Regions from separate parts of the Homo sapiens genome. Here region 1 is linked to region 2. A link is a loop called in an ENCODE intact Hi-C map of the cell type or tissue named here. Cell type or tissue: heart right ventricle. All regions are shown on one strand. Each heading gives the region's core, and the rest is flanking DNA. Links, peaks and the distances in the headings are about the cores only. Region 1 overlaps MPDZ (multiple PDZ domain crumbs cell polarity complex component). Region 2 overlaps MPDZ (multiple PDZ domain crumbs cell polarity complex component).

What was found. A loop is a pair of places that touch in the nucleus more often than their neighbours do. Peaks named below come from ENCODE experiments on the same cell type or tissue, not always from the same donor. Only the 100,000 strongest peaks of a DNase experiment are listed, where the experiment ranks them.
Region 1: it touches region 2 in a loop (4-fold over the local background); 5 of 110 quality-filtered maps call a loop at or near these places.

What each region holds. Positions count from the first base shown.
Region 1 is chr9:13,169,337-13,180,530 of GRCh38, forward strand. It overlaps MPDZ (multiple PDZ domain crumbs cell polarity complex component), which reads right to left. Exons shown (of 47, transcript NM_001378778.1): 20 at 6,800-7,081; 21 at 6,416-6,539. Among named protein-coding and RNA genes, the nearest start is that of MPDZ, 100 kb to the right of the region's middle. In heart right ventricle, for the core only: no CTCF peak of the experiment used is centred there; no DNase peak of the experiment used is centred there.
Region 2 is chr9:13,105,453-13,116,646 of GRCh38, forward strand. It overlaps MPDZ (multiple PDZ domain crumbs cell polarity complex component), which reads right to left. Exons shown (of 47, transcript NM_001378778.1): 40 at 9,796-9,882; 41 at 8,479-8,569; 42 at 7,559-7,602; 43 at 6,572-6,694; 44 at 5,184-5,288; 45 at 4,500-4,612; 46 at 3,484-3,607; 47 at 255-1,659. The coding sequence ends at 1,513. Among named protein-coding and RNA genes, the nearest start is that of SNORD137, 140 kb to the left of the region's middle. In heart right ventricle, for the core only: no CTCF peak of the experiment used is centred there; a DNase peak (open chromatin) is centred at 5,729.

The DNA.
Region 1 (11,194 bases), core at 1,314-9,313, 64 kb after region 2:
CTCCATTTTTCTTCCCTTTTTTGGTAAATTGCACTACCACACTACCCTCCATTATTCAAAGTAGAAATACCGGGGTCTTTCTTGATGCATACCTCTCTCTTATCCCCTATATTTAATCCAACACCAAATCCTGTCATTTCTATCTTCAAAATTTATCTTGAATCCATTTACCTTTTTCCATTTAGACACTAACTCCAGACTAAGGCAACACCTTCTCTTGCCTGACTTTTTGCAAAAGCCTCCTTCCTAACTGGTCACCTGCCTTCCATGATTGTCTCCTTCAATGCATACTTCCCTCAGAAGACAGAGAGGCCATTACAAAAAAAAAGACAAGTAATATCCTATCAGTCCCTTGGCTGCAACTCTTCAATAGTTTCCTGTTATAGTAATACACAACATACTTGCTCAGCACAGTCTGTAGGACAGGGGTACACTGGCCTTTGCAGTGTGCATCCTTGCTTTGTGTTATGTCCTTCTTGGTTCCCTAAGTTCTAGCCACAAATGCATCTCGTCTCTGTCCGTTTTGAAGTCTTTGCCTGACACCTTCTTTCTGCAGCTCTTGCACAGCTAACTCCCTCTCACTCTTCAATATCACTTCCTCAGAAAGTCCTTCTCAACAGACTCTATCTGAATTAATGTTCCCTTTGCATCCTATCCTCATTCTATTCGTTGAAAAATATAAAATCTTATAAATTATATTTGAAACTTTGCAAAAATAATGTAAGTTCACTTAAAACGAAGTGCTGAAAGTTTCTTCCAAAACAAAATTATATAATTAAACAAGCTATGGAGAGATATAAAGCTACCAGGGTATTTATAAAAACTTTTCTTTGACAGATGTCACAAATTCCTTTTTAGGTTTTTATATATTTAAAAAATGATGTCTTTCCAAATATTAATTCTACTCATACCAAATTAGATATGATATTTCAAACATTTTAAAAAATGATTCTGATTTTGTTTCTAGCCTAATATTTCATAGTGGATGTGGGCAATTCAGGCTCCTACTTACTGTTTTCTGATAGAAATAAAACATTTTTAAATGTACTTAAAATATTCTGTTAAGACTCATACTAACGATTTTGAAGTGTATTGTTAAGAAGACACCTCTGCTTACCATAAAACAATAAGATACCGTTTCGGGTGAGAAAAAAGGCTGAATCTGAAATTTTTCAAAAGGTACTCCATTTTGTACTGTTAAAGCCAGCCTTCCCACCAATACCCACAATATAACTGTACTTTGGTAAAATAAAAATGTGTCAGCACAAAGTAAAATTTAACTCAGTGGATCACAGTGGGAATCTAACTTACCATCTTGTTCTTATTAGCACCATGCAGACTACAATAAGGCAAGACACAGACATGGAACCTATCATGAGCTATGGCCAACATGATCTCTGAATTCACTTTTAATAGCATATTTAACTCACGATTCTCAGCTATTAAGGCTGTCAGGTCACATCAACCATGTAAACCAAGAGGTCAACATCAGTTAGCTGAGCTTATACTTTCCTTTCACCAAATGACAATTTTCCAGGTGCAATAACTTGGAGGTAATCTCCACTAACCAGATTTTGGTTGTAACTTGTAAGATCTCTCAATTTTTTTCCTGGAAGAAGTATTAAAGAATATCCCAAATCCCAAATCCCAAATCATGTGCTTTGTAAATAGAGAACTGGTTACAAACCTGAATTCCACCACTTCCAATCAGCACAAGCTTGCAACTGACTTAACCTCACACAGAGCCTCAGTTTACTTACCTTTAAAAAGGGATGACATTTACTCTTAGGGTTGTTTAAAGAACTAAGTGAGAAACACATATGTAATAGTACTTTGAAAATACCTGACACAAAGTGTACGACAAAATTTAGTCACAAAACTAAAAACAAAACAAAACTCATAAAATATGTTTAAAATGCATCTCTCCCCCAAATCAAGGTTACATTGCTCCCTAAAGACTAAATGCAAATCTTAATTCAGCTTCAAAATGAAGCCTGTTAGTACAACAATCATAATGTGCCCTTGGGTAACTCAAGTACTGAATGTATTGTACGGTCTATGTGAAAATCAGAGATAGACAGGCTTGAGTTCTGACTCTACCCCTTTAAGGGTTGAGTAATTTCAGAGAAACTCCTGAGTCTGTCTATGTTTCTGTATCTAATCAGTGAAGGGAAGATAAAGACTTCCTTTCTTTTCCCCTGAAGAACCTTGTTTTTTTACCTTCAAGTCCAAACACCACATTATTAAGCAAGGGACCACAGACTTATCAAAAAGCATCAAGATTAGAATTTTTCAAAGGTCACTATATGCACGTGTATATTTATTAATGTATCTGTATTTCTGTATATATTTTCACTCTAAATTTAACAAAATTCAAAAACCCAAATGATTCATGAAATCAAAACAATGGATTATGACAGCCTTTACAGAAAGCTGTCATTTATTAATAACTTCTTCTGGTCATCACTAGACAAAGAAAAAATTAGCCACAAAGCTAAAACTGCAAACAACTGCATATAGCTGATTAAGGGGAGACTATGAATCTAAGAAAATGAGCTCATTGATAGACCTCTTCATAATATACTTTTCCACTAGCACAAACCCAGCCTCTATTTAGACTTCCTAACATACTATTTATCACACTTTTTGTTACTTTAAGTTATACAGCCAAAACCTTCCTACACTAAAGCTTAATTTAATGCTTTAATATTTACATAGATTTTTCAAGATTCCTTTACATTTAGTTATTCGAAGTGCTATAGAAATCTGAACATTTAGCATCTCCTCTGAAATGAGGTAACAGAGTAATGTAATGTTGTTGCCTTGGCATGCAGTAAATTTTAACTCCAAAATGCCAGAGGAACCTCACTGGGTCCCAGGAAATCAAAACGCCAGGGAGAAAGCCCTATAAACATATTGGGCATAGCATATCAATAATGGAAATGAAGCAGAAAAGTTAAACTAATTGTGATTTACACTTTTATATTACAGTGTGAATGGTAAACTAATGGTGCTGTGATTTCACACTTAAATGTCTTACTTTGTTTTTTGTTTTTTTTTTTTGAGACGAAGTTTTGCTCTTGTCACCTAGGCTGGAGTGTAGTGGCACGATCTCGGCTCACTGCAACCTCCACCTCCCGAGTTCAAGGGATTCTCCTGCCTCAGCCTCCTGAGTAGCTGGGATTACAGGTGCCCACCACCACCACGCTCAGCTAATTTTTTGTATTTTCAGTAGAGACGGGGTTTCGCCATGTTGGGCAGACTGGTCTTGAACTCCTGACCTCAGGTGATCCACTCGCCTTAGCCTCCCAAAGTGCTGGGATTACAGGCGTGAGCCACCGCGCCCGGCCAAATGTTTTACTTTCACTAAAAAAATGACAGGGCTCTTTTATACTTTAATTTTAAAGTCAGGCTGTTGAGGGAGGTTTAAATGGGTTTCTAGATGTGATGGAAAGGAAGGACACTTCTACCTTTCACTGTTTTCTTCCAATAACTTAATTAACCTAGTATATTTTATATCAAAACTTAAAAACTAAGGTGGAAGCAACTCAAGTGTCCATCAGTAGATGAATAAATAAACAAAGTATAGTGTATACATACAATGGAATATTATTCAGCCTTAAAAAGGAAATTCTGACACATGCTACAACATGGATGAACCTAAAAGACATTATACACAGTCAAATATGGACAAATACTGTATGATTTCACCTACATGAAGCATTTCATCAAATTCATAGAGACAGAAAAATGAATGGTAGTTGACAGGGGACTGGTAGAGAGAGCAATGGGGAATAATTGTTTAATGGATACAGCGTTTCAATTGGGGAACCCAAAAAACGTTCTGGAGATGGATGGTGATGATGGCTACACAACAATGTGAGTGCACTTAATGCCACAGAAATGTACTCTTAAAAATGATGAAAATGGTCAATTTTATGCTGTGTCTATTTTACAATAAAAAATCAATGTATCTTGACATATTAGGAGAATAAATAAGAAAATCCATATAATCTCCCCAATAGATGAAGAAATGCTTTGACAAAATTCAGCATTCTTACAATTAATTAAAAATTGGTAAGCAGGCCGGGCAGGGTGACTCGTGCCTGTAATCCTAGCACTTTGGGAGGCGGAGATGGGTGGATTGCCTGAGCTCAGGAGTTCAAGACCAACCTGGGCAACATGGTGAAACCCCATCTCTACTAAAACACAAAAAATCAGCTGGGCATGGTGGCAGAGGCCTGTAATCCCAGCTACTCAGGAGGCTGAGAGGGATGAGAATTGCTTGAACTCAGGAGACGGAAGTTGCAGTTAGCCGAGATCATGCCACTGCACTGCAGCCTGGGCAACAAAGCGAAACTCTCTCTCAAAAAAAAAAAAAAAATTGGTAAGCAATCCAAATAGCCAGATTGCAAAATCTGATGTACCCAAACCATGGCTCTTACAAGAGCCTCCTAACTGCTTCACCAACCTAAGCTGAATGCTCTTCTTAAAACACAAATCTGCTCATGTCACTCTTCTACCCTTAGCTCCCGCTGCCTACATGAAGGATAAGGCAGTAGATGGCTGCAGCAGAAGTTCTGTGTCCTACACACAAACCCATCCAGCAGTTGTCTCCCATTTATCCTTCCTTTAGTTCCAACTCTGATTTTGCCAGTCATCATACCACACTTCATCCATAACAAACCAGTTTCAGTAATATTTCACATCTCTCTGCCTTACTTCTAAGCAGCTTTCATCTTTTTCAAATTCCTCAACTATGTGGTAAAAATCTCCTCTTTTTAGACCTAAATCATACATCTCCTCTTTTCTGAAACCATTCTAAAGTTCTCCACACTTGGAGAGTAGGGATTAGTTATTCCCTCTTTTAAGCCTTTAATGTTCTCTGTAAGTATCTATTATAGCATGTACAATATTTTAATGCCTTTAGGATTTTAAATGTCAATTAGCTTACTCTCTTAAACTTGTGTTAAGAACAGTGATATTATGGTGTCTATGCATAGTGGATATAGTATTAAAATAAATGTTTGCTAGTTGAGTAAATACACTAGAATAATAGTTCTCAGATAGGCTTTGCAAAATCTCTGCCTTATCAATTATTCAAGAAAAATGGGTTCTATGGCCAATTAAATGTGAAAAATGCTACATTTGATAATCTCTTAGTGATTCACAATGCACACTGGAGTATAAAAGATATTGAGATGTAAAAAGAAACCCGTCTTCTTAAATTTATCTCATCCCAAACTTTTAAACTTGGAACTCATTTATAACTCCTATTAACATCCTACAAAACTAGTATTTTGAGTAACATGGCATCAGAAATACTAAATTAGCCAATGAAATAATTCTGGCATGGCTTAGATATCTGTCTCATAATTAATGAGTTATGCAAAGTTCTGCAGTTCAAGCTTTGTATCATCATCCTATTAAACATAACGTACATAAGAAATATTACAACAACACAAATACTATCTGCTACAATTCTGTTTAGCTGCTGTTGGTAGTACCCCGCCACCATCAAATGGAACAAAATCTTGGAGACCAAGGCTGAAATCCCACTCATCAAGTAAGCACTGCTGGATTCCTCTGCCAAATCTCAAAACTTAACAAGGAAACAAGACCCTGCCATAAGACGTCAGTGTAACGGGTAGTGGTTGCTTACTTCATAGAAGGAAAAGGATCTCTGATGCTGAATTAACCAGAGTCTTGGGCTGCATTTGGACACTCAGAGCAACTCATCTACCATTCTATTTATCAAGAAAGACAGGGCTGAGTCACATGACTGTGTAACTCAATGAGAGAACAAATGTGCTCTGCCTCAACACAGTTTTAGCTATTGTAATTAGGATATTTCTACAGAAAGTCTTTTTTGCCCAATTCAGAGGGTTTTGTGGTTAAAATAGGACAAAAAAATCCTGCCACCTGGGAAGTCCTACTGAATAACTCACATTTACATTTTGGTGGTGGCACACCTGGTTGTCTTTTTAGTCTTTCTTTCAGTGAGTGAAAGAAATTAAATATAAACTGACTTATACATCACTGGTACATTCAAAGTAACTAATAATTTACTTTTCCAAAGAATTTAGAATTCCAAATTGCTGAGTTTTCATTTTCTAAGAATTCCTTTTCTGATTTGCTGTTTCATACACAAACAATTCATATATCTTTTACTGAATGTAAATGAGGCTTGTGAATACTCTGAATTAAGAGAATGAGGGATTTCTGCTCATATGAAGTAAACAAACCTGTAAACCATTTCAAAAAAATAATGAGGACATAGAAATAAAAACTACAGGAAAATTTCTACCATCTGTTCTCTTATCTACAGCATAAAAAATTGAAATTTACCATGTTCAATATTTCCCCTTGTCAAGGGGGTTGAGGAGTAGGTATATGAGGAAAATGAGAAACTTACCTAGGCTAGAATTGCCTTTTGCTATATTAATAGTCCTTTCAAAAGATTCTTTAGATACATTTTGAAGCATGACACACTCAGCATTACAGGCCAGGGAGCTCTGTTCAAGCAGGTACTCAGAGCCCTTTAAGAAAGAAAAAGAAGTCACAAGTCACATGGAAAGGGAAACTAGACTTTGGAGCGTGATTTCAACATCACGCATGTTCTCTAATTGATTGTGCTTTATTTTGCAAGAACCTGCAACCAAAACAAGTTCATAGGTTGCCTTCTGAAAATCTTAGTGTCAAGAAGCACTCATTCCAAATGAAGAGATTAGCCAGAATAACCTTACTTCACTATTCCCTATCTCATCATAAAACACAAACCATATCTTTAAAATATTACCTTTCCAGCTGAATCGGGTAGCACAGAAGGAAGTTCTGCACTTGATATAACTTCACTTGGTAAATGAGATTCAGTCCACACTATTGTGTTTTCACATTCATATTGTTGTTCAATAGCATTTGCAGGTGTGTAGTCATTTATAGTAAAGCCAGAAGCAGGCCCCATACTTATGTCCACCGAAGGTGTATTCTCATCCTGTCTTTGCAGGAGATTCTGGGTATATAGTTCCTCCAGAGACATATGCAGATCAAGTACTGGATCACAAGAATTTTCAATAACATCCTGGTAGTTAAAAAACAACAACAACAAAACATGAAAAATGTGACCAGAATTACATCAATATATAACATCACTTCTTAATGAACAACTATTTAGTGAAATGTAAAACATAACAATTATTTATTACTCAAAAAGCATTAACAAACACAATTCCTCACTTAGCAGATTTTCTGCATATCTTTATTTTCATAAATGCTTTTAAATACATTTCCTGAAAGTCATACATCTCACGTTCTACTGAGTTATACTTGTACAAGATACTGTACGTAAGATCATTTAGAAATACTATGTTCTATTTACAAATAAAATTATTCAGAGTTCAAATTACATAGAAGAGCAAGTAGCATACTTCCAAATCTCACTTAAAGTGTAGTTTGTTTCCCATCAGTCTGAAGTTCCCATTTATTATGAGCTCAAGGACATAAAAAGTATGACATTAATTGATTTGGACTCATAAGGGCCTCCAAGAGAAAATTATTTTGATAGGCATTTATAAGTATTTATGGAGAAGAATAGAAAGTTTTACAATTCAAATTATCGTAGGAAAAATTTGCATAAATATTCTGTACGATATAACAGAAGGAATAGTAAGACGGGTTGTCATAAAATGTATGCTCTAAATCCAGGCTCTGTTATTAACAATTTGTATATCACAGAACCTCTCTTTATATAATTTCTACAATCCTCTGAAACTCTAAAATTGTAGAGTTCTATATAAATATGTATATCTACTTACAACAGATATATTGTATCACTTGAGTGCTTTGGGAAAGCAGTTGCTTCATAAACTGCTGTTGAATAAACATATCAGTTTTCCCTTCAATTCTTTCATTGATAGTTTCAATGTATAAAAGTAGCATATGAACATACTATTGCATAAAGGATTCAAGATACAGACATATACTGTGTATGCATATAGAATACAATATGAAGAGTTTTCGCTATGGCTTCTACTTCCATTCGCTTCCCCAGTAAAAATGGCTAGCATCAGTTAGGTGTTTATCCATCAAATTTTTAATGCATTTGCATAATATATACATATAAGTACACATGCACACACTCACACATACAAGCAGATATACATATATATTTTTAAAAACTAAACACAGCCATACAATAAATAGCACTTTTACTTTTTTTGCAGTATCTTTTCATCTTGATGTGAGAAATTTCCATGTCAGTTTAAAAACAAGTCAACTTCAATTTTCTTATGGCTGTAAGTTATTCCTAAGTATGAAAGACAGTGGTGTGTAGACTGTGAACCAGGATGCCTGAGTTCAAATCCTGGCTCAACACTAATTAAATGTTAGAGCTTGGACAAGTTACTTAAACACTATGCCTAATTGGGGAAATTAATAGAAACTAATACAGGACTTTTGGGAGGACAGAGAGTATTCATATCCACAAAGTACTAAAAACAGGCCTGACTTAATAGAAAATGCCCAATAATTGTTAGCTACTGCTGTTATTTATATTCTACATCTTTGTCCACATGTGTGAAGATATATTCACTATGAACCACTAGAATTTCAATGGTTGGTCAAATGATATGCACACTTAAAATGCTGGTACATATTTTTAGTAGAGACGGGGTCTCATCGTGATGGTCTTCATCTCCTGACCTCGTGATTCGCCTGCCTCGGCCTCTCAAAGTGTTGGGATTACAGGCGTGAGCCACTAAAAATACAAAAAAAATTAGCCGGGCGTGGTGGCTGGTGCCTGAAGTCCCAGCTACTCAGGAGGCTGAGGCAGGAGAATGGCGTGAATCCAGGAGGCAGAGCTTGCAGTTAGCCCAGATTGTGCCACTGCACTCCAGCCTGGGTAACAGAGCGAGACTGCATCTCAAAAAAAAAAAAAAAAAAATTTGGTACATACTGCTAACTTGTGTTCCAATTTTCTCTTACAGAAGGAAAATATGGGAATACCTGTTAATGAATCTTGCCAGTCCTAGATTAGTTTGGCAATCTGATTTGTAAGAAATATTAGTGTATTACTATGTGTGTTCCTGACAATTATCAAGGATAAGCCATTTGTATTTCTTCTGTTAACACTCTCTTCATATTCTTTATCCGATTTTTCTCTGAGTTCAAATTACATATAGAGGCAAATAACTCATAATTTCAAATTTCACTTAAAATGCAATTCAGTTCTAATCACTTTAAAGTTCCTATTTATGAAGAGATCAAGAGCATAAAGCATATGACGTTAATTGATCTGGATTCACAGGAGCCTCCAAGAGAAAACTATCTTAATAGGCATTTACAGGTATTTATGGTGACGAATAGACATTCTTCTTGTCATTGGCACAGTCTGAATATAAAGTCTTTGTGATATACACTGCAAATATTCTCCCAGTCTGTCACTTGTCTTTTAGTTTGTACAGGTAATATTTTGTCGTGCAGAAGTTAAATTATTTCTGCAACCAAATTTGTCATTCTCTTGTGCTTTTGCGTTTTATATATTACTTAATAAGTCCTTCCACACAAAGTAAATGAAATGCTTTCTAGTATTTTTCCTCTTTTATAAATGCTTTCTTTTAGATTTTAACCATCTTGATTTATTTCAGGGTATGGTGTGAGATATGGGTCTGTCACTTTTTTCTAAACGGGTAATTAATTGCTCCAACACAATTTATTACACTCCTTTCCTTGAATGTGACTTATTATCTCTCTAGAATTATCAGATATTCCTAGTACAAAGAATTGAGGCAAGTGGAAATATCATATAAGCAATTAACATCTGTAGTATCTTCAGAAACAAATGACAGGAAGGTATCATCCTCCACAAGCCCAGGATCTAAACAATAACCTGTTGGCTCCCTCACCCAACTTTGATAATTTTATTCTTAGGAAAAATAATAATGTACTTACTACAGAACTGGTTAGCTTCCATATTGCTAAATTGATTATAATAATTAGTAAATCATCTCCCCCATGCCTCAAAGATAACAATCAAAATTGCTTTTCATTAGCAAAAGAGGTCAAGTCGCCCTTGTTAGCTGGGGTGTACTGTAAATGGTATAACAGTCCCATGCATTATTCATGAAGGAGTTAACACAGACACACAGAAAAGAAAGAGCTAATCAACACAGTAGACAACATACGCCCACTTCAGAAACGTTTCTGGTTGCTCAACAACCAACTCAGTTTTATTTTTAAAAGTCTTGTGGATCTAAAAGAAAAACAGTTCTTCCCTCATAAGATGTACAAAAATAACCACAATTTCCCAGTGCAACTTGATATCTAAAGTGAAGTCTTTCAAAAGTCTATATTAATATGTGACTTCACTTGATATATTCTTGTCCTCAGTAAAAAATTAAAAAAGGTTAAATTAAAATGTCAAATATACTTTTTAAAAGTTCTATTTCTTAAGCGCAATGCATAAATTAAGGTTAGAGTTGGGCATATTATTTACCCAGATAATATATTTACAAAAACTAACTAAATACACGAGCATTTAATAGCCATAACCTGCTTTTCTTCAATAAGCAGTCTACCAGAGGATCCTTATTATACATTTAAAAAATAGATTGCAACCAAAGCTGCTCCAACTGTCCTTCTCCCACTCTTTCTGAGATAAGGTACACTTCCTTTATTGTTTTGACACTGATCCTACTAAGGAAAAAGGCAACATCTTTTATACCTTGGAGAGCCTGCAATTTTGTCACTAAGACTCTCACAGTCACTCATCATTTTGATTAGAGTGATTTAGTTTTTTATTCTAACCCCATCTGCAAAAAAAAATAAGAAATAGTATCAACATTCTAAACATGGATGTGAAGGCAATAATATTTTATGCTAGACAATGACACTAAGTAATAATTTGTAAGAATGTTCAGACTACTAAAAAATATCATTAAATCCGTTAGTTGAGTTGACGTACAAGGTGCAAAAGGGTTCCTATCTTGATAAACATCAAGTTCAACCTGCATTAGAATAAAAAGTAATTCCTGGCAGAACTGATATTCAAGAACGAAGGATAGACACCACATTGGTAACAATATCATCACCGGACAGAGTAAGAGTATGAGTGTACACGGGAGGGCAGGGTGTAGAGGTGTGAATAAGGAGTAGAAGGGGAAACTTGAATAGATATTAAATCTTTATCCATTGTATT
Region 2 (11,194 bases), core at 1,111-9,110:
ATACTTCTCTTTCTACAATGTCATCTTCCTCTCATCTATGAGGAGTCTATGAATCTTTAGTGCTAGAAAAAATTGTGGAGGTAAAAAATATTAAGCTTTCCATAATGATGTTGTCCAAAGTTCCTTTAGCTGTAACTATGGACACCATATGTGCAGTTAGACATGATAAAAACCAATTTTAAGTTGTAAATCTTGAACAGTATATAACAAAGCTTTTCCACAGTAAAAAGAACAAAAAAAATGCTTGCTGCTTATTTGTGCACCACTGAAAATTCTTATTTATTCACTTTAATTCTGCATTTACACAAAAATGCTGTAATAAAATATCTGTACACTACTTCTGTTACAAATATAGATATTTAAAGTGACTTTATATATTCTAATGTAGGAGTTTCACGCTCTAAAATGGGAATGAACACATGATAATTCCTCACCAGTTGTCTCAATAAACAGCTCCATCTGTTTCCCTTAGTCTTAAACTATTGTATTATAAGATGTTAATATAAGTCAATGAAATGAAGTTATGTTAATCCCCTTAATTTTTCTATCAATTTACTAATGGCATACAACCAAAATAATTAGTAACACATTGTTCTCTGTCATTAAGATTAATATGAATTGAAAACCAATTGCACAGCACACTAACACATTTTTAATGTTGCATCGGTTGTTAAAACCAGCACTAAAGATTCTGGAACCCTTCTATGTTCCTCTATGGTTAGCAGCATAGTTGCTTTCTAGAAAAACCATAGTCAACATGGGGTGGCATCATCATTTACTTATAGCAACATGAAAATATTTTACAAAAGGTCAAAAATAAGAATGAAAATTGAAATGTGCATTAAATATAATTTCTTTATAAAATTTAGGGACATTGCTTCATGTATTTGCCATTTACTCAATTGTAGAAACCAATTTTAGCAGGAAAAATATATATGCATATTAGAGGTGGGGAGATGCAATGTTTTTATAATACTGTTGAAAATTTTAAAATACTGACAGTATTTTTAAAGATTTTCATTAGAAAACCTTTTTTTCTTTTTTTAGTTTGGGGTGGGGAGAGGAGGTAGATTGCCAAATTGAGGCATTTTTTTTAAACTCCCCGAGATTTTCTTCTTTATTTTATATTTTCATTTTTCATCCTAATTTACTGAAGCCATTTTCTTTGGTTAGCTTTAGAATTATCTTTCTTTATACTAACCAGCTTAGCATGTAATAATTCTTGCCCATGTGACTACAAAACATTAGATATCTCCACAAATAAAAACGAGATTCACCTACACAAATATTCCTTCTCTTTAAGTTCACAAAATGCAAGAAGAAAAGAAAAATGATGTTAGGTTGTCAGTAAGGAAAGCATTTCTAGATGAGAAAAAGAAACTTAAGTGTTATTTCCCCCCTACAGTTTTGAAGACCCGGCTGAACACAGCATAAAAATTGTCAGGACCAGTGCATTCTCTTTACAGTAGGAGGTGAGCTAGGGGTTGGGTTGGTTCAATTCTGGCAGCCAATTCAAGAGAGAACCATCAAAGTGACAGTGCCTTTTGTCCGTTTAAGGATGGCAACAGCTTCTTCATGGGTGACTCCTTCTAGACTCTGCCCATTGACAGCAATGATCTGATCGCCCCTTTTCAGACGTCCGTCTTCAGAGGCTGCTCCCTGCAAATTATAAAGTAGACTTGTTTATTTCTCAAAAAATGCTGCCTTGCAACTCACAACAGAAAAAGATCTCAACAGGAATGTAAATTGCTCTGCTTGTACACACACACTGCTCCCAGTGCTCCATGGGTGCTCTAAGCCATTAAGCAATGATGAACATAGACAAAGAAGGTCTTTCTCCTAAATGGTTTTAGCATTGAGATACCAATTTGAGAGAGAATTTAGCAGTCGATAGATCAGTTGGATGGGTTTTTGGCTGTTCAGCACAGCAGTTGGTGGGAACACAAATTAATAAAGAATATTTGGGAATTTGCCTAGTAGGAATGATTCAATAGAATCCAGGATTTTCTATCCTGTAAATAAGACCTACAGAAAGAAGGTAAAGGATTAGGTAGGAACAAAAACAGTTTTACAGGACAAGGGCTTGGGGGATGACAAAATCCAAAGGTCTGCAAAAGCACAAAGCCACCTGAACATTCCCTATGGCAGGATAAGGCATAAGTTCTAAATTTAAAACCCACTGCTATTTCTTTTTGTGGTTTTGAAAAAGCTATTCAAGCTGTCTTAGTTCTTACTTCCCAAGGGTAGAGAGATTCTTCATATTCCTTATGGACCCTAAATGATTAAGATTAAATACAGACATTGGTGTTAGAAAAAGAACCCCATCTTAAAGCACGCTTATAGAAGACAATTATGCAATTAAATATAAAATTAAAAATATGGAAAAGTTAATGAGGAATCCATAATGATGAAATTCTTAAAATATGTTCTAACTAGCATGCCTTAAATAAATTGTTCCTAGGCTGAGGAAAAGGACTGTATGACTCTTCTATTCACTAGCAAATGCTGTTTGTATTTTTGGACATACCGATAGCTTTTTTAAAAATCTTATAAATTAAGCCTATAGCTAGCTTGTTGTAGGTACAACACTTTAAATTGGCTAAAAAAAAGATCTTTTCCAAAATAATAAAATAAAATATCCATAAAGAACTATACCACTAATCCAAAGGCCCTGTATCAAATTTTTAAACACGTTTGACTAAGTTTTGTTTCTTTTGACACTGTAAAATTTTGAGATTCTAAATTTTTCCCTGCAGAAAATCTTGTCGAATTTTGTAGCCCCTGAAAAACGACTTAACATATTAACAATAATTACATGGGTTTAAATTATTTTAATAGCTTTACCAGTACTGCAATATCTTTATTCTTATTCTAAACCTTCTTAAGCTAGAATAGGTATTATATAATTATAACTATACAGTCTTTTTAATTGAATCCCTTGATTGCAAATCGCTGACTTATTATAGATGATAGGGCTGCTGGATACTCCCTACATTTTTTCAGTAGTTATTTTTGTTTTATTCAATGAAATTAAATTTATAAAATAAATGCTTATTAATTTTCATGTGTACTTTATGTACTTCTCTATAACTATTTTATATTTCACAACAAAAAAATGCAAACAGAAATACCAGTGCTCTACAGCATACTTATTTAAAATGTCCCATTTTCAAAAGACGATCATGTGCAATTTGTGTTCAAAGAAAAAAAAATAGGCTTTACTAACCAAAGTTCATTAATATTTTTATGTATATTGTTGAGTTTCCATGGAGTTTCAATTTGAGCCTATTTTCCTTTAAATATAATGAAACCTCAAATTGGACAAAAATATTTAATGACCTGTTCCTGTAGGGAGTTTTGAAAAGAAATGATCAACTGTTAACCATTTGGCATTACCTCAGGCCATAAACTAATAAGCCAGCTGCTGACCACTATTAATGAATGTTTAGGGGAAAAGAGGGTGGTTAAAATTTGCAAGCTTACCTTTGCAAACACTGTTTTAACATAAATGGGTAAGTCTCCATGAGGGCTGCCATATCCTCCAACTATACTGAAGCCTAAGCCATCTGGTCCTCGCTCTAGTGTAATAGACTTACATTGAGGAGGTCTACGGTGAAGGAAAGGAAAAAGAGGTTTTAAATTAAAAAAAAAAAACTATACATATATGTTATGAATTATCTGACATCCACCTAGAGCTAGCATAATTCTCTTTGTTACTGACAAGGAGTATATTACGGGTATTTTTGAGATGCTTAAATTGTCAGTGCATGCTGTGCTTGGTATTTTAAATTTACATAATCTAATGAAATCCTACTTAACACCCTAATTCTATTACTCATTTACAGTTCCCTTAAACTAACATATTCATGGCATGTTCTCATTGTACAGAGAAGCTCATTCTTTTTCCAGTTTATTTAAAGTGAGAGGGCTAAAGTTCAGGGGACTATATTAGAATAAGTCATAAACATCAGTACGCCCAAGCTCAGAGAGAAAAATCAATTATAAGCAATGGAAAAGCTGCATCAAATTATTTAAAATTTCTAATGCGCCTCTCTCTTCTCCTCTGTTTTCCAATGCTTTTGTATCCAAGTATTGTTACTTAATACTGTGAATTTTTTCAGTCCAAATGATAATATATTAGATGAATAGGCAGTGCGGGAAATTTTAAAATGATAGATTTGACTTGCTCCATATTACATGAAGTGGTAACATCAAGACTAAAATGTCCTCCGCCCCAAAATCAGAGCTGAAACCATGGGAAGGGTAGTAGCACGCATATCTATCTAGCTAGTTATCTATCTCTACTTATCTTTGATCAGCTAAATCCATGCCACAATTATTTAAGTTTAGAAGCACCTGATATGTATAATTCACACTTCATATATCCTATCATTTTACCTGTACGTAATTCCTAGAAACATGGGACAGAGAACGCAACTGTCAGGAAGACTTGATTCATAAGTGAAAAATGATACACTAATCATCATGTATGAACTCACCCTAAATCATCCTGAAATATACTGCTTGACGTCAGCCCAGTGAAAGAAAGACTGGAACTTGCAGGCTCCTGCTGATGACCTGTGACCACACTCACGTCTCCTCCAGCAACCACCTGCGCACAGGAGGAGGATAAACAGAAAAAACACATGTTCCTGTGGCTAGGGAAAGTAATTTTTCTTCAGAAAGAGCACTTGGATTAAAATGTATATTTTATTGTTCATTTAAACATTTCTGTTAACATAAAATACAACCAAAGAGAATGAAATTTCACAAGGTCCAGAGGCTCTTAACTGTCCTGACAGTAAACATATTCTTCTAATTCTATTCTACAAAGTTCTTTGATGTTTTTAAAATGTGGTCTCATATGTAATTACTTTTTAAAGATCTTTAGAATATAAGCCACTTGCTAGCACCACTTAAAATTCCAGCAAATAATCATGTACTGCTAAGGCCTGGATTTTTTTCCCCTTAAAGTATAAAACAATCAATGCATCAGAGTAAAATGTTACAAAATATGTCTCATATGCACTTTATTGGAACTCTTAATTTAATCATTTATGTTCAAGAGAAATATTAAATAAAATAATAGCAGAAGATTTAATCATTTTTACTGCTTTAACATCAAAGCTCATGTGTCTTCAGGCTACCTATATTCTGAATTATGCTTGGGATAAAAATCTTACCTGCATTTCAATGGAGCCAGATGCATTTTTCAGTAGGTTAACTGCTTGGGTGTGAGTCATGCCCTCAGTGGATGTGCCACAGATGGTGACAATCCTATCCCCAACCTGCAAGGGAGAGAAAGAAACAGCCATCTGCTAAAGCAGCCATGGAGAGTGGGTCTTTGAGACCTAAGTATTCATTTCCTTCTCCACCTTCCACATGACATATATACTGCTACCAGCCACTGAAATATAACCAAGGAAACCACTAATTCCAAGAAGTCCAAAAAGCAGCAACCACAAAAAGAAGCAGTGCATAATGGTTGAGTTCCATATCCAGGGGAGAGGGAGGGAGAAGGAGAAAGTCACTCTTCCCTGCTCTTCATTTCTCTTGGGTGAGACATTACTTCCTATTAAAAGAAAAAAAAATTCACTATCATTTGGAAACTGAAATTTCTCTGGACATTACTATTATAATCATTAGATGTGACTCTAAGTCGGAGGTTGGCAAACTAAGGCCCAGAGGCCAAATTTGGCCCACTGCCTGTTTTGGTTAATAAAGTCTGGTTGGAAGACAGCCATGCTTATTTGGCTGCTTTCACAGCGCAGAGTTGAGTAGTTGCAACAGAGACTCACAGGTCCCACAAAGCCTAAAATATTCAGTATCTGTCCTTCCAGAAGTTTACTGACCCTGTGCTATGTATACAATCAGGTTTTAAGTGTCAGCCATAAATTTGGATATCAAACGAGGCTGAACCATTCCCAGCCTAAAGACTATTTAAACTAAAATGTGGTTATGTTCTGAGACCTATTTGAGGTATGAAACCATAGAGATTTTGCTTTAGAGAGACTGAGTTGCGTTAATGGAATATTCATGTAATTTTTAGAGCTGGGCAGTTGGCATAAATTCCATTGCAATGCTCCACAATTTGGATAATCCCTCAGCTTTGAGGCAAGTTGCATATAGTTTTATAACATTGTAAGTCATATTTATATTAAACTTCTGCAAAATTATCAGTGAATGCAAATAAGTAATACTTTTCAATTTAACAGAGTTAAATCGGCGTTTAAACCAATCAAATATATAAGATAAAAATTTCACTTCATACTGGTGTTCTGAAAATACTTTCTGTTCTCTTTTAGCTTGTTCCACAGAATTTCAACATATAAAAATATGTATTAGGAAACAACTATAAATCTTCCTATTTAACTGCAAATCTGCATTTTCTCCTTTCTTTTAATATTCTTTATCTTTTATTCCAAGCAAGCCTTGCTGTGGTTGGATTAGATGATTTAAAAGTAAATATAGATATTTAAAACTGCCTTGCAACAGGTAGCCAGGTTCAAAGGTTTATAAAAACACTTCTGCACATTTTGCTAGGGCTTCTAGGGTTGATAGTACGACTCACTCTGAGTTTTTGGGTCTGTGCTGCAACTCCAGTTGGGTGCATCATTGCAATAAATATAGGCACATCACCAAGTGGGCTGCCTACTCCTCCAGCGATGCTGATTCCCAGTGAGTCAGTAGGGCCCTGCCATGGAACAGATATAAAATTTTGGTCAAAGTGATATTTTTCATTGACCTTTTGTTTATTCTTTGGCATGATATCTATAGTCAACTCTGATTTTCTAAGTGTGAGGGGGAAAATGAAGAAGTGCAAGAAAACTGCATTACTTTACTTGACACAGGTGCTTAGCGTGGCTTAGGAAAATAAGCATCTGTTCAGGAAGTAAAATAAATCAAGACATGCTAAATGAAAATCATGTTGTGGAACTGATGAAAAGCAGGTAAACTCATGAAGTGAAAAGACCACACTTTTGGAATCAGAGTCCTGTGTTCAAAGCCACGAAGTCATACTTGCAAATGCTGGAACTTGGAATAAGTCCACTCCACTCAATAAATCATTAGATCTTCATTTACAAAATGGAGACAACAGTGCCTCTCACAGAGGGCTGCAGTGAATATTAAATGACATGATGATGACATGAAGTGTCTATAAGAGTGCTCAGAACAATAGTAAAAGCTCAATAAATCACAGCTGCTTTTACTTTGTCTCTTGTGCATGGCTGTCAAGGGAATCTGTTTCAGAACTAATAAGTATCTGTTGAAGAGAAAGGTTTACTTATAAGAAGTGAGAGGCATGGTATTATTTTGTGTGGGGTCAATTTTATGCTATTTTCAGCAAAACAGAGCATGCAAACAACGATTTTTCAAATGAGGTGCTGTGATCAGGAAATTCATTAAGGACTACATTATGTTATTTCACATGTAATATGTAAGAATACATACTTTTTGAGATGAATACTTTAAAACCGTAAGAAAGTTAACAAGAAAACACATATGAAGATGTCTCTTAAAACGCCAGGGTTTATATTGTTTTCTCTCCCCAAGTTACCTTTTTCATTTCGACTGTTCTTAATCCCTGTATTTCAGATGCCACTGTAAAGGCAAAAAAGATAAAATAGGGTTATTTTATGTTCATTCACTTTTTATGTTCGTTAAAATATCTAAAGCTGGATGGGACTAAATGATAACCTAGGTTTCTTTTTTTAAGGGGGTGCTCAAAGCTGCTAGTACACATGATTAGATCTGTCTTACACAGAACTATTTATTTTTCCAGTTGGAAAAACGTGTATACCATCCCATTCTTCCTTCTCATTTTAAGTGTTGATTATATAACTATGTAATCCACTTTGAATGAGTCAAGGGCAGAATGTGTTTTGCATAGAAAGGCACATGTGCACGGCTGAGAGGAATAAAGTCATGGATGCATTAAAAAAATTCACAAATTTAAGTGCCTAAATTTCTAGAATATTAGTCATACTGCAAACAGAGATTGCCATATTGTTAGTTTCTTCAATTTGAACAACTCTCAACCAATGCACCAAGCCAAAAATCCCTCTGCAGCATGATTTCACGTAATTAAAACACAGGAGGATCACATTAATTTTCTCAAATTTTTGCAATCTTCATGGAAAAAGAAGGCTTCACTTAATGGCATCTTCTGATTTACTGGTGTTACATTAAACACAGAAAAGGAATAAAATCAAAAACACCAATCTGCTTAGTAAGAAAAAAAAATTACAGAATCCTGATTATAATGTTTAGTGTATCTTGTAGGGTAAACATCAAATGGGAAAAGCTGCCATAGGCAGAACTTCATGTTGTTCAGACTTTTTGCTAACACGTGTTTTTGTACCTATATTTGGATATGGGATGATTTGGGGGAAAAGAAAGCTCAGAGGTAAACAAGACAAAAAAATCAGTGTTGACAGCCAAATTCAAACCATGTTTAAAATACTGAACCAATCTTACATGCATTCTTCTTTGAGCTACTTTCCAGTGACTCAGATGTACTGGATCCAGAGAGTGGAAAAGTGAAAGATGACAGGCTGCCTTCACTCACCTACAAATATACAACAATTATTTCAGAAGGTTTTGCAAGTAACATACTCCCTAAATACCACTTATTTCAGAATTTAATCTAGAGACAGATACCTGTTAAGCAACAGTGGCATTTGATAATTTGATGAGCAATTTAAACACAGTTCCTACTGATTTTTTTTCTTTTAAACAGAGAATGTGTCTAGTGACATAAATAAATTGAAGCTAAAAGGGTAGATGAAATTGATTCCAATCTACCTAAAATTTTAGTGGATAGTCATAATCTCATTCAAACTAATCTTCTTTAAATTTAAACTGATGTTGTAGGAAGACTAGGACTTAAACAAAAACTGTAGAATTAGGGCCAGCTAATAGGAAACTCATGGTAGTAATTTAGAAAGTTAGTATGGGGTCTTTAAGGACAGACTGATGAAAATGGGTTTCCATCATCAGTAGACAACACTGAGGAGAAGGTCAAGAGGTCTTGTCAAGAGTCTTGAAATATTTAACATCATATTTTTATACATGGTGCTGAGTATCTATAGTTCACTTATATGGGACTTTTCAGTTGAATATTGATTGATGTTGCTATAAAATATTTTTAAAATATGTTATCTTGGGGCCAGGTACGGTGGCTCATGCCTGTAATCCCAACACTTTGGGAGGCTGAGGCGGGTGGATCACGAGGTCAGGCGTTTGAGACCAGCCTGGCTGACATGGCGAAACCCCATCTCTAATAAAAATACAAAAATTAGCCAGGCATGGTGGTGCACGCCTGTAGTCCCAGCTACTCGGGAAGTAGAGACAGAAGAATCTACTTCGCCCGGGAGGCGAAGGTTGCAGTGAGCTGAGATTGTGCCACTGCACTCCAGCCTGGGTGACAGAGCGAGACTCTGTCTCAAAATAAATAAATAAATAAATAAAATAAATAAAATAATAAAAAATTTGTTATCTTGGTAGGCTTTACAATTAGGTAGTTACCTTTTGAGATTATGGAAAATGAATCATGTCAAAAAAGAATGCTTGAAATCAATTTCCTTAGAATGACTTACAAACTACTCAACAGCCACACCTTGTTTACCTGGCTATTCTGATTCCTTGTTCTTCTCTGTCTCAAACTCTGCACCTCAGTCACTATCCCACGCTGCCAGGGGACCAGACCTTGTACACAGACCCACAGTCAGGGCCATCTATGTGTCCTCTTGGCATGCCGATTGCATCGCCCTGATGAACTCCACAGCTACCCACCTGGCTGCTTTGAGATGGCCTCCTCTCTGAATGGAATGGACCAGCTTTGATTCTTCCAACTTCCAAGGTTACTGTGCCTAGGGAACACTGGGGGTGGGCATGGGGGGTGTTTTATGGAAATGTTTAAATAAAATGCTATAATCATCTTTAGGAATACATTTTACTCTTCAAGACTTTTTTGAAAGGCATCTTCCTTTTGGAATTTCTATAAGCAAGGATACCTCCAATCCCTTGTGGAAAATGGCTTTTTATAAAACATTCAAACTAATAAAAATAATCAGCAGCAGCAACACCAAGTGTTTACCTTATCACCTCATGATTTCTATGGAGACTACTTGTACCAAAAAGAAATGGAGAATTGAGCAATTATCTCATGAAACACACTAATTTTGATAGGACAAACAAGCTGAATAACTGAGGGTTTAAAAAACAAAGCGACTGTAATCCCACCACTTTGGGAGGCCGAGGCGGGTGGATCACGAGGTCAGGAGATCAAGACCATCCTGGCTAACATGGTGAAACCCTGTCTCTACTAAAAATACAAAAAAATAGCTGGGCGTGGTGGCAGGCGCCTGTAGTCCCAGCTACTCAGGAGGCTGAGGCAGAAGAATGGCGTGAACCTGGGAGGCGGAGCTTGCAGTGAGCCAAGATCATGCCACTGCACTCCACCTGGGTGACAGAGCGAGACTTGAGACTCCACCTCAAAAAAAAAAAAAAAAAAAAAAAGCGAACACAATAAAACCACCACTACCACCACCTCAGCAACTTGTTTTGCCCTCAGTGGAAGAGGTACTTAGATAATTGGGTAAATTCTCTATCACTACACTGTGCCTGAATAGACTTATGATATAAAATTTAGATAAATACTGCTATCAACACAAAACATGAACTGAAGACAATCTTTCTTGCACCCCTTTACAAATAAACCATAGGCATGCAAGAAATGCCGCACAGTCTAATATGAAGTAGCACAAGAAGGTGTTTGAGATCCTGTTTTGGAGTCACTGGATTAAATCCAGACTATGTGATTTATTAGCTGTGTGACTGTAATGGATGTTTAACCTTAATAAATCTTTTACTCTGAATTTTAAAAATGTACATCATTATAGGTTGTTGAGATAAATAAACCATGAACAATGCTTATGACAGTGTCTAGAATGGAGTAAGATTAATATAAATATTGGGCACTGATATTATTATTCAGTGATGAGAGTACAAAGGGATGTGTTATTCTGAAGATGTTGATCATGAATCATACTCTGAAAGGTCAAAACTTGACTTGTAATATCCATAAGTTGGTTTTTTTATTTGTTTGGTTTGGGGTTTCTTACCAAACTCTTCTTGAAACTATTTATATTTTCAGTTTACATAACTGTAAGGTTAACAAGTCCATACGTTA